Linked DNA regions of Homo sapiens: region 1 is linked to region 2. Evidence: chromatin loops called from intact Hi-C (ENCODE). Cell type or tissue: heart left ventricle. All regions are shown on one strand. Links, peaks and the distances in the headings refer to the core of each region. The heading gives the core; the rest is flanking DNA.

Region 1 (6,398 bases), core at 558-5,557, 220 kb before region 2:
TCATTCCTTTACAATCCTCTACCTACATCTTAATCATAGTATCCCGGGTGCTGAAGTTTGGAAGCAAGACCAGGATGGAATAAATTGTCCCCAAATAGATACAACCAAATAGACTTTCTGTTTTCCTGTTAACCTAATACAGAGTTGTAACAAAGAAAGATTAAAATACACTCAACGTAATTAGCTTTAAGGGCAGGGTGGACAAAATCTGAGAGAGTTTTTGAAGAGGAGAGAAGCAGATACAGTAAGTATCTCCGCATACCCAACATATGAGAATTTTAGGGCAGTGGAAAGGGATTGGGAAGGAGAAAAAACACAAGAGAGCTGACCTGAGCTCAAGTTAAGAAGAGACCAGGTTAAGGCTTGGAGAAAATGGCCCACCAGCTAGGAAAATCCTTTCCCAAGCAGGCTAGGTTTGATTTGGGGGCTGCAAACTAGAACAAGGTAATATCAGACATATTTTCTCTGCAGCATTCATTTAATATATACTTATTGAGTATCTACCATTTGCTACTTGAATTAGATATGCTTTCAGCCCTGGAAGAGTATACATGCCTACAGCGGGAGAAAAATGAGTAAAACAATGATGACAGTATAAAACGAAATACTATGGCAGGGTAGGTACCTGGGGCTTTGAGAGTACACAGGAGGGACAACTCTGAAAACAACCGCTGTGAGGTTTTTGAACCAGGCCTTTCACAGTAGCTGCCCACCACTCCCGGAGGAGATCTGTAAAGGAAAAAGATTACAGATTCTTCAGCTTGTGATTTCAAAGACAATTATACAGTACTATTTCCTCTACCTCTACAATTACAGAGTACTATTTCAAAGACAATTATATAGTACTGAGAGGTGACAACGTGCTAGCAGTCCTCGCTCTCTCTCCGCGCCTCCTCGGCCTCGGCGTCCACTCTGGCCGCGCTCAAGCAGTGGCCGCGCTCAAGGACCCCTTCAGCCGTCCGCTGCGCTGGAGGGGTCCCACTATGGGACTGGCCGAGGCCGCAGCCGGCTCCCTCTCCTCGCAGGGAGGTGTGGAGAGAAAGGCGCGGGCGGGAGCCGGTGCTGCACGCGGTGCTCACGGGCCGGCGCCGGTTCCGGGTGGGCGCTGGGCTAGGCGGGCCCGCACTCGGAGCGGCCGGCCGCGCCACCGGCCACCAGCAGTAAGGGGCTTAGCACCGGGGCCAGCAGCTGCGGAGGGTGCCCCGGCTCCCCCAGCACGGCAGGCCCGCCCGCGCCGCGATCGAATTCTCGCCGCGCCTCACCCGCCTCCCCGCAGGGCAAGGCTCGGGACCTGCAGCCCACCATGCTTGAGCCCCCTCACCGTTGGCTCCCGCGCGGCTGGAGCCTCCCCGACGGGCGCCGCCCCCTGCTCCACGACGGCCGGACCCATGGACCGCGGAAGGGCTGAGAAGTGCGGGCGTGGGGCGTGTGTCCGGCTGGCAGCTCCGCCAGCGGACCTACACCAGACCCACTAGGGAAGCCAGCTGGGTTCCTGAGTGGGGTGGGCACTTGGAGAACTTTTATGTCTAGCTAAAGGTTTGTAAATGCACCAATCAGCACTTTGTGTCTATCTCAAGGTTTGTAAACGCACCAATCAGCACCCTGTGTCTAGCTCAAAGTTTGTAAACGCACCAATCAGTGCTCTGTGTCTAGCTAATCTAGTGGGGACTTGGAGAACTTCCTTGTCTAGCTAAAGGATTATAAATGCACCAATCAGTACTCTGTGTCTCGCTCAAGGTTTGTAAACGCACCAATCAGCACCCTGTCAAAATGGGCCAATCAGCTCTCTGTAAAATGGGCCAATCAGCTCTCTGTAAAATGGGCCAATCAGCTCTCTGTAAAATAGACCAATCAGCAGGATGTGGGTGGGGTCAGATAAGGGAATAAAAGCAGGCAGCTGGTTTTTGTCCTCTTCCAGGCTGTGGAAATTTTGTTTTTTTGCAGTTTGCAGTAATCTTCCTGTTGCTCGCTTTTTGGGTCCGTGCTGCCTTTATGGGCTCTAACACTTACCATGAAGGTTTGCAGCTTCAGTCCTGAAACCAGCAACACCAGGAACCCACCAACTCCGGACACAGTACTATTTCTTCTACCCCCAAAGCCTAACTGCCATTATTTCTACTAGAATGCTATAAGCCTTACATTTAAAGATAAAAAATTTTCAAACACCTTCAAATTTTAAGAAAATATGTCACAGCTAAAGTAATCCACACAAATTAACCTCAATTTTTTTCTCTTTCTGATAATAGGGAATATGTGAGAGGGTCACTTGGGATAAGCCTTCTTTACTAGTAGTAGTAGTAGTGGTAGTAGTAGTAGTGGTAGTAGTATTTTGAGACAGAGTCTGGCTCTGTGGCCCAGGCTGGAGTGCAGTGGTGCAATCTCGGTTCACTGCAACCTCCGCCTCCCGCGCTCAAGCAATTTTCGGGCTCAAGCCTTCCGAGTAGCTGGGACTGCAGGGGCTCGCCACCATGCCTGGCTAATTTTTTTGTGTTTTAGTAGAGATGGGGTTTCACCATGTTGGCCAGGTTGGTCTCGAAACGCTAGCCTCCAGTTGATCCACCCGCCTCGGCGTTAAAAAGTGCTGGGATTATACAGGCGTGAGCCCTTGCGCCCCGCCGGGCCTTCTTTAAGCACTTGGTAAATGTCCGCTGGAATTCTGAAGGAAAAGGACTGATTCCCAGCTCCTGCAGTATTCTTCAAAAACACTAGGTGGTAGAAGCTCCACGGCATAGAATGTAAAGGACCTGGAGAGAAAACAATACCTGAACTTTTTTGGCCTTAAAAGTATTCACCTACTTTTAGTGTGTGTATGTGTGACAGAGTCTCGCTCTGTTGCCCAGGCTGGAGTGCAATGGCGCAGCTCACTGCAACCTCTGCCTCCCGGGTTCAAGCCATTCTCCTGCCTCAGCCTCTCGAGTAGCTGGGACTACAGGCATGTGCCACCATGCCTGGCTAATTTTTTTATTTTTAGTATTTTGTATTTTGTGTTTTAGTATTTTTAGTACAAAAATTGTACTGTTGGCTAGGCTGGTTTCAAACTCCTGACCTCAAGTGAACTACCCGCCTTTGCCTTCCAAAGTGCTGGGATTACAGGTGTGAGCCACCACGACCAGCTATTAACTTACTTTATAATTTGGGTGATGCGAGCAAATTTTCCTTCTGTTCTGTGATACTACCTACTCATAAGTCGGGGGAAATATACAACCAAGATGCGTTTGATAAAGTTGGCTGTGCTCTCTGCCAACATTCCCGCTAAAATATTATTTGTAAACTGACCCCTGGGGTTTCTTCACCTATTTCCTCCCAACCCTCATGGCTTCTGAAATTTCCCCCTCTTCCTTCAGCTCTCTTTTTGAGAAGGCTTAGGAATTTTATCCTCAGCAAGCTTATAAAATGCCAGAAGACCTAATTTAGGATTGTCCTTTTTCACCCAGGAAAAAGACTGGATTTGCAGACTAAGTGAATCATGCTATATGATCAATGAATTATCTCTTTTATCATTAGTTCTTGATTGATTGTGTTTTCAGGCTGTCGAGGAAAGGCAAGAATATGGCAGTTAAATCCGGATTTTGAAGTTAGATTGCCTGGATTCAAATCCAGGCTCAGTCATGGGCTGTGTAGCTTTGGGCATGTGACTTAACCTATTTGTTTCCTCACTGTAAAGTGGAGATAATACTAGAATATATCTCATAAGGTTGTAGTGAGGATTAAATGAATTACTATATATAGCACTTACTGCCTGACACATAGTAAGCACTATGAAAGTGCTAGCTGCTGAGGCAGGAGAATAGGGAATTAGGGTAACCAAGGGTTAATGCATAAGCAAAAGAACAGCAGGCGCAGATAGTTCTAGGCAAGATTAGGCAGCATACAGGCTACATCTTGGCTCCTGTGATAACAAGACAGAAGTTTCCGCTTCAATCTGTGATTGACTGCAGGGCAAGCCTCCACTTCAGCCTCTGGTTGGTCGTAGGCCAATCCTTCATAGGGTGTAACCAACTGGAGGCCTCCAAATGTTATGTAGGGGTGTTGCCCATGTTCTTTTGGCTTTATAAAAACCTTGGGGAGCATTTCAGTAGCGGGACTCTTGAGCTGCCTCTTGAAGCCCATTCCCAGTCTGTGGAATGTACTTTCACTACAATGAATCTGTGTTTTCATTACTCTATTCTTTTGTTGCTTTGTCTTTTGTTGTTTCTTTCTTTTGTTACTTTGTGTATTTTGTTCAATTCTTTGTTCAACACGCCAAGAACCTGGACAATTCACAGTTAAGAACTTCCCACCCAGTAACATTACCATTATGGATTCCTCTTTCAATATTTTATTAAGAAATTACAGCAAATTAGTGTGTAGTGTTGTTGCAGAAAATTAAATTCTATGCAAATATTTCAAGTTTGTTGGCTGAAAACCATTGCTGGTATTTCTGTGGAAATGAAGATCACAGAACAAATTACAATGTAAAAATAGTTTTAAAAAGTTAAATACATGAATTAGTTTAAAATGCAAGAACAAAGCAAAGCAAAAATTTGAAGAGAAAGTGAATAAAGTTTCCTAGACATCAAATGGTAAAATATCCCATATTGTTCCTGTTCAAAATCTTTAACCATTTAACCACCAGATACTATCCAAAATTGTTTATCCCCCTACCATAGTCTTCAGTGTTTATGTCTGCCCACAATTCATATGTTGAAACTCTCATCCCCAAAATGATGGCATTAGGAGGTGGGGCAAGGCAATTAGGTCATGACAGTGGAGCCCTCCTGGATGGGATTAGTGCCCTTAGAAAAAAGACCCAAGAGAGATGCCACACTCCTACTACCATGTGAAGGCATAGCAAGATTACGCCTATGAACCAGAAAAAAAGTGTTCTTACCAGAAACCAAATCTGCCTTTATCTTGGACTTCCCAGCCTCCAGAACTGTGGGAAATAATTTCTGTTGCTTATAAGCTACTCAGTTTATGGTATTTTGTTACAGCAGTCCAAATGAACTAAGATACCACCATGTATACATACACATATACACACTATATATGTGTGTATATACACACACATATACACACTATATATGTGTGTATATACACACACATATACACACTATATATGTGTGTACACACACACACACACACTATATATGTGTGTACACACACACACACATACACACTATATATGTGTGTACACACACACACACATACACACTATATATGTGTGTACACACACACATATACACACTATATATGTGTGTACACACACACACATATACACACTATATATGTGTGTACACACACACACATATACACACTATATATGTGTGTACACACACACACATATACACACTATATATGTGTGTACACACACACACATATACACACTATATATGTGTGTACACACACACACATATACACACTATATATGTGTGTACACACACACACATACACACTATATATGTGTGTACACACACACACATACACACTATATATGTGTGTATACACACACACATATACACACTATATATGTGTGTATACACACACATATACACACTATATATGTGTGTATACACACACATATACACACTATATATGTGTGTATTCACACATATACACACTATATATGTGTGTGTATACACACATATACACACTATATATGTGTGTATACACACATATACACACTATATATGTGTGTATATACACACACATATACACACTATATATGTGTATACACACACATATACGCACTATATATGTGTGTATACACACACATATACGCACTATATATGTGTGTATACACACACATATACGCACTATATATGTGTGTATATACACACACATATACGCACTATATATGTGTGTGTATATACACACACATATATGCACTATATATGTGTGTGTATATACACACACATAAATACACTATATATGTGTGTGTATATACACACATATATACACTATATATGTGTGTGTATACACACATATATACACTATGTGTGTGTACACATACATATATACACTGTGTGTGTACACTCACATATATACACTGTGTGTGTACATATATACACTATGTGTGTGTACACTCACATATATACACTGTGTGTGTACATATATACACTGTGTGTACACTCACATATATACACTGTGTGTGTACACACATATACACTGTGTGTACACACATATATACACTGTGTACACACACATATATACACTATGTACACACACATATATACACTGTGTACACACACACACGCACTGTGTGTGTGTACACGCACACACGCACTGTGTGTGTGTACACGCACACACGCACTGTGTGTGTGTATATACGTATATACACCATATATGTGCGTATATACGTATATAGTGTGTGTACATATGTATATATACACATATAGTGTGTGTATATATGACTTTGA
Region 2 (6,284 bases), core at 1,285-6,284:
GGCCATGGTGGCGCATGCCTGTAGTCCCAGCTCGGGAGGCTGAAGCAGGAGAATGGCGTGAACCTGGGAGGTGGAGGTTGCAGTGAGCCGAGATCGCACCACTGCATTCCAGCCTAGGTGACAGAGCAAGACTCTGTCTCAAAAAAAAAAAAAAAAAAAAAAAAATCCTAGCTGTCTGACACTAGACAGGGGACTAAGCTTGTCTAAAGACTCAGCCTCCATATCTGTAGTGGAAGATTAATAACAGCGTCTACGTCAAAGAGTTGATATAAGGATAAAATGCAAAAATCCATTTAATGCATTTAGCATAGAGCCTGTCACACAGTAAGAACTTAATAAATATTGGGATTATGATTAATACTGTATTTAATAACTCAAGGTAACAGCGGAATTGCTTTTCTTTCAAATATAAGACTGCTAAGATGGCAGATGGACACTAAAATACTACTGCTGAAATAGCAAGTCGTAGTATAACTTTATCTGAAAATCACGTAATTGTGAGGATTTCCATAACTTCTTTGTTTCCTTATTTTATTCTGCTTCTTTTTCTGCCTTGTGGTCCTTGCTTAATTCCTAATTTTGTTACATTCTCAAAGTTGTCCTTTGGCATCTTCTAAGCTTTTGATAAAGCAGTTAACATTATTAGCAGTTAACAGCTAACACTATCACTATTGTATTTTTTTCTTTTGCTTTTTCTTTCAAAGATATGTTCTAAATAACAGCTGATGGGGAAAGGAGACAAAGTTGACTAAACGGAAGTAATCAGTTACCTTTAGCATGCTGGTGGTTTCTTGTTAAAGATTCCAGAAAATACCCAAAGCATAAAAGCATAAACATCTCTTTGATATCTTATGATTAATAAAATAATTATTGTCAAGTATAGGTCTAAGTGTTAATGATCACCGGAGATTATTATTATTAATTTTTGAGACAGAGTCTAGCTCTGTCGCCCAGGCTGGAGTGCAGTGGCCCAATCTCGGCCCACTGCAACCTCCCCCTCTTGGGTTGAAACGATTCTCCTGCCTCAGCCTCCCGAACAGCTGGGATTAGAGGCGCCCACCACCAGGCCCAGCTAATTTTTTTTGTATTTTTAGTAGAAATGAGGTTTCGCTACGTTGGCCAGGCTGGTCCTCAATGCCTGGCCTCAACTGTTAGTCAGGATGGTCTCGATCTCCTGACCTCGTGATCCGCCCGCTTTGGCCTCCGAAAGTGCTAGGATTACAGGAATGAGCCACCACGACCGACCGAGACTATGCATTTAAAAGATTAATGTTATAAAAACATTTTGATAATCCAAGTCTGTTGAAATTCTTCCACGTGGCCCAGTTTTACATACGATTCCACATGGCATGATTTGTTTCATAAGAATATGATGGATGAAGTACATGACTGAGGTATTATTAAATGTTAATGATGTCTATTCTATTGTTTCAGATGAAATACGAATTGGCTTAAGAGAAAATAGTTCCATTAAAATGGGGTAAGATCCCCGACACATGTTCTTTTTCACCCTTGTACCTCCAAACACTGAGAATAGTTCTTGTTACAGATGTTGTATTAATATCTGCTAAATTAATCTAAGATGCGGATGCCAGGATAATAATTAAGGAAGAAGGCACTGGAAGTTGGAGAGTTCTTCTATCTCCCTGTCATGACGCCCGCCCAAAATGAAAATAAAATATAAGCTTCTCAAAATAACCCAGAAATAGTGGCTCACGCCTGTAATCCCAGCACTTTGGGAGGCCGAGGCGGGCGGATCACGAGGTCAGGAGATCGAGACCATCCTGACTAACACGGTGAAATCCCGTCTCTATTAAAAATACAAAAAATTAACCTGGCGTGGTGGCACGCGCCTGTAGTCCTAGCTACTCGAGAGGCAGAGGCAGGAGAATCGTTTGAACCCGGGAGGCGGAGGTTGCAGTGAGCCGAGATCGCGCCACTGCACTCCAGCCTGGGCAACAGAGAGAGACTCCGTCTCAAACAAACAAACAAAAAAACCCAGAAACAGTTTTTCTAAATGAAAAGTTTAGAATTTTAAAAATTGTATAGAAAACACAAGCAGGCTGCCGCTTGTAAGAGAATGCTGCGTGCACAACTATTTCAGCAATTTAACAGGTGCATGAATGAACTTATTTTCCAAAGGAAAAACAAGTGTAACAAAAATAACTTGACTATAGACGGATGGTTAAGATGGAGACTATGCTGACAAATGGAGAGCCTACAGTATAAAGCATTTCAAATAAATTTCTTAGTCTGTTTATAACAATGACAGACCACTGCACAAGAGAAATGTGCATGTAGCTCCCTTAAAGTATAAAGGTGAAAAGGTCATTTAAAGGGTCGATATGTTAAATCAAAACTTAAACCACAACCTACGGATTTTTTAAAAATCACACGCATTAATGTTCAGTATTTAGTAAACTGTTGAGAAAAGCAAGTTGGATACACCGTTCCCACAGAAATCTTCACATCCCTTCCCATTTCCCTAGTAGCCGGCGCCCCGCTCCCAGGAGTCTCATCCACACCACTATTCCTCGGCCTCTCCGCCCTAGCCCCCAATATCCTCGGGTTCCTATTTTTCTGGCCTCCACCCCCACTCAAGGATCCCAATGAGGTTCTAACTCTACAATTGCAGCCTGTGTGCCCCAAGAAATAAAGCTGCTCCCCTGCCCCAGTAGAGAACGCCCGAGAGGCGGGAGCGAGGCACCAAAGCACAAGCTGGGCCTCTCCGGCCTTCCAGGCCACCGGCCGCGGGAAGACGAGGGCGGGGGCACAGAGGAATACGGAATGTATGGGCATCTCCAGGGGGGTGAGGCGTCCCTCAGCCGCACCAGCCCGGCCGCCCCTACGCCTCTGGTACCGAATCTGAACCGTGTTCCTGCAGAAACTTGATAATGTCCTTCTTGGGCAGCTGCTCACTGCGCAGCTGCTCCACGGTCCACGCCCGCTGTGGAACGGCCGCCGCCATCTTCCCCCGCTGCCTCCGCTTTACTGAGCCAGCCCGCCGCAGTTCGGCATCGCCCCGCCCCCTAGGGCGGGGCGGGGCCACTCACGGAGGTCGAGGGGCGGGCCTCTGCTCTAGCAGTCGGGATTGGGGCCTGTCTTTGAGTGACGTCAAGGCTGTGCTATGAGGGCTTCTTTGTTGAGTCCGGGTTGAAAAACCTACCGCGGTCGTCTCTGCAGTCGACTGAGTAGAAGACCGCTAGAGATCTTCGATTCTGAATTAGACACCTTGTGAAGCGACCTCTGATGGTAGCGACATTTATCAACCATTACCCACATTTAAGGCAGCTATGCCTTTAAAGTCCAGTCTATAACCTGTTAAAAGAAAACAGCATTCAGGCTCCTTATCTCGTTTTATCTAGTTCTAGCCTAAAAAGTCACACCTGAAGTGCTTCAGTCCTTGTCGATCCGAAAACCCATATCCCACCATTTCCCTTTTAAAGATCACACAACCGAAACTTAAATACAAACTGCCCATCCCCTTCCCCCCATACAAATACGAGAAAGTTTGTCCAAAACGAAGTTCAGAAACTTTAACAAATAAAACAATTTATAAAGAAGCCGCACTCAGGATGCCACTTGCTGATGAGAATGACATTATTAATGCTCGTAACTCTGTGATGTATATTTTTTTCTCAGTACACGAGGAAACAAATTTACAGAGGTTACTCAAAGTCAGGTTTAGAGAGAAGTCAGGAATTATTTGAGACAGAAATCTTCGTTAGAGTGGAATAATTGCACACCGACGTTTATTATAATGCTCTTACCTATAATAAAGATTTAATAGTTGAACATCAGGACTCCTTACTTAAAAAAATGTAGGCTGACTCTGGGCATGTTGCCTATGAGTTAGCTCTGCTTTGCAAGGAGCATTAAAAAAAAAAATTCTGACGAATAGCTGGACCAGACCACGTTCACTTCCCTTTAAACAATGAAAATATTAAAATAATGGGTTGCCACTCCCAGCGCGGTGAAAAAGAGACTTGGCATTTTGTTTTCTCAGCCCAGATAGAGATATAAGACAAATTATTCCATCTACACATTTTTGCTTTTCACTTTATATTCTGATTTAAAAGTACAAGGAATGAGGCACGTTAGACGCTCAATAACATTAAGTTCCCAAACTGGTGGCTATTCCATTGTCCCCGGGTATGTAATATTTTACAATAAATCTCTATTATAACATTTTAAGTGATTTATCACGTTAGCAATGACGCCCAGCCATCTAATCATTGGAAACGGAACTTAAATTTAGAGTTTGTTAAAACAAAACACCGGAACCGCACCGGGGACCATATTTAGAGTAACGCCTTAATAATGCGCATGAGTCTCCGGCAGGGCTGTGAAGGTTTCCGGGAAGCCAGCCAATCATTCCCAACGGAAACTCAGTAGCGGCATTTTCAACTGGATAAACTGGCCTTAGTCCCGCCTTCTCGTTCCAGAGTTTTGTGCGAAGGAAACCGATGGGGATCGGAACCGTAGCGGTTGAGCTGCTGCTGCTACGGATATCTGACAGAAGCCTTCGGTGGTTGTCGGCCTAATGAGCGGACGGCAAAGAACGCTTTTTCAGACGTGGGGCTCAAGTATCTCCCGATCATCTGGGACTCCGGGTTGCAGCTCCGGAACTGAGCGACCTCAGAGCCCTGGCAGCTCCAAGGCGCCTTTGCCAGCAGCAGCGGAGGCTCAGCTGGAGTCGGACGATGATGTGTTGCTTGTCGCGGCGTACGAGGCTGAGCGGCAGTTGTGTCTAGAGAATGGCGGGTTCTGCACCTCCGCGGGCGCCCTGTGGATTTACCCTACCAATTGCCCAGTGCGGGACTACCAGCTGCACATTTCCCGGGCTGCTCTGTTTTGCAATACGCTGGTGTGTCTGCCTACCGGACTGGGAAAGACCTTTATTGCCGCCGTGGTCATGTACAATTTCTACCGCTGGTTCCCTTCAGGAAAGGTGGTCTTCATGGCCCCAACGAAACCCTTGGTGACACAGCAGATCGAGGCTTGCTACCAGGTGATGGGTATCCCGCAATCCCACATGGCCGAAATGACAGGTATCTTAGACTGGACTAATTTTGAAGTAAGAGCTGGGAATTCCTGACCCATGTGGAATAGTTCCCAAGCTACAACATGTGCATCTTACGCCCTCCCTCTTAAAACATTCTCTACTTGCAGCAAGCCCAAAACTGATGAATAGGGTTGCTTTATTCAATCTTCAGAGAATATCTGCAGCTTGTCATAGTATTTTGAAGCTATTATGTGCGTATACCCCATGGGTAACTGAACATGATATTTCCTGGCATTCTTCCTGAAAAAGATTTCTCAGTTGAAGAATTTGCCTCTCTTCAAATATGCCATTTTGTAGGAATTTTCTAAAGACAATTTGGTTGTAGTCCTAGATAAGTGCCAGCTTTGATATTTGGACCACACCAGAACTTTAAAATGTAGCATTCCGATGAATTGTCAAATTGTTTTTCTCTTAATGTTACCAAAGCATGTTTGCATTCTGAAAAAGCCAGACTATTTATATTTTATAGATAACAGTCTGAAGTTTAGAATGTAGAATGTCACTTTTATTTTCAGGGTCTACACAAGCTTCCACCAGGAAGGAAATATGGTGCAGTAAGAGAGTGCTTTTTCTTACACCTCAGGTCATGGTAAATGACCTTTCTAGAGGAGCTTGTCCCGCTGCTGAAATAAAGTGTTTAGTTATTGATGAAGCTCATAAAGCTCTCGGAAACTATGCTTATTGCCAGGTAATAATTTTGTTAAACGGTATTTTGTATTGTAACTGTACTGTTAAAGAGAATTTTGGCGAATAGTTACTAGTGATGGAAGTTATTGACAATATTATTATAAAAAGCCTTTACGTCTATTATCTCAGAACAGATGGTGATAAAGAATATCTGTACTTTCTGTCATCCATTCAAATCAGTGTCTTCACTGCCTTTTGCTGTTATTGTTGTTTTCTTTTTCTTTTCTTCTATTTTAAGACTAACCAGATAATTAGTGTCAGATGTAGATCATGAGAGCCTAGTCATGGTTGGGACAGTGATCTAAAATAGGGTATGAAAGGAGTTTTGAAATTAATAAAGATTGGTAGTGGATATGCGGTGTCTCTTCTTGGCGGCTAGGTAAAATAATGACATAATGTATGCCACATACCTAACACAGTGCCTTCCAGTTGAGTACTCCAGGAATATAAAATAAGATGAAGTAGTGGGATGTGGTTGCAAACATCATTCATATCTTTGCACTGAATGAAGTTGACTTTCTGTTTCCCTCTT

What was found. Peaks named below come from ENCODE experiments on the same cell type or tissue, not always from the same donor. Only the 100,000 strongest peaks of a DNase experiment are listed, where the experiment ranks them.
Region 1: it touches region 2 in a loop (4-fold over the local background); 43 of 110 quality-filtered maps call a loop at or near these places.

The regions. Positions count from the first base shown.
Region 1 is chr14:44,911,132-44,917,529 of GRCh38, forward strand. It overlaps LOC101927418 (a long non-coding RNA gene), which reads right to left and starts at 786. Exons shown (of 3, transcript NR_110050.1): 1 at 626-786. In heart left ventricle, for the core only: a CTCF peak has its summit at 2,705; DNase peaks (open chromatin) are centred at 1,060 and 1,220; H3K4me3 peaks cover 2,026 bases.
Region 2 is chr14:45,131,489-45,137,772 of GRCh38, forward strand. It overlaps FKBP3 (FKBP prolyl isomerase 3), which reads right to left and starts at 2,993. Exons shown (of 7, transcript NM_002013.4): 1 at 2,861-2,993. The coding sequence starts at 2,968. FANCM (FA complementation group M) reads left to right here and starts at 4,442. Exons shown (of 23, transcript NM_020937.4): 1 at 4,442-5,051; 2 at 5,581-5,753. The coding sequence starts at 4,544. RefSeq lists enhancers at 2,191-3,062, 2,750-2,969, 3,063-3,933, 4,596-4,645 and a silencer at 2,939-3,116. In heart left ventricle, for the core only: CTCF peaks have their summits at 3,230 and 3,443; DNase peaks (open chromatin) are centred at 2,773, 3,043, 4,403 and 4,663; H3K4me3 peaks cover 4,626 bases; H3K27ac peaks cover 2,097 bases.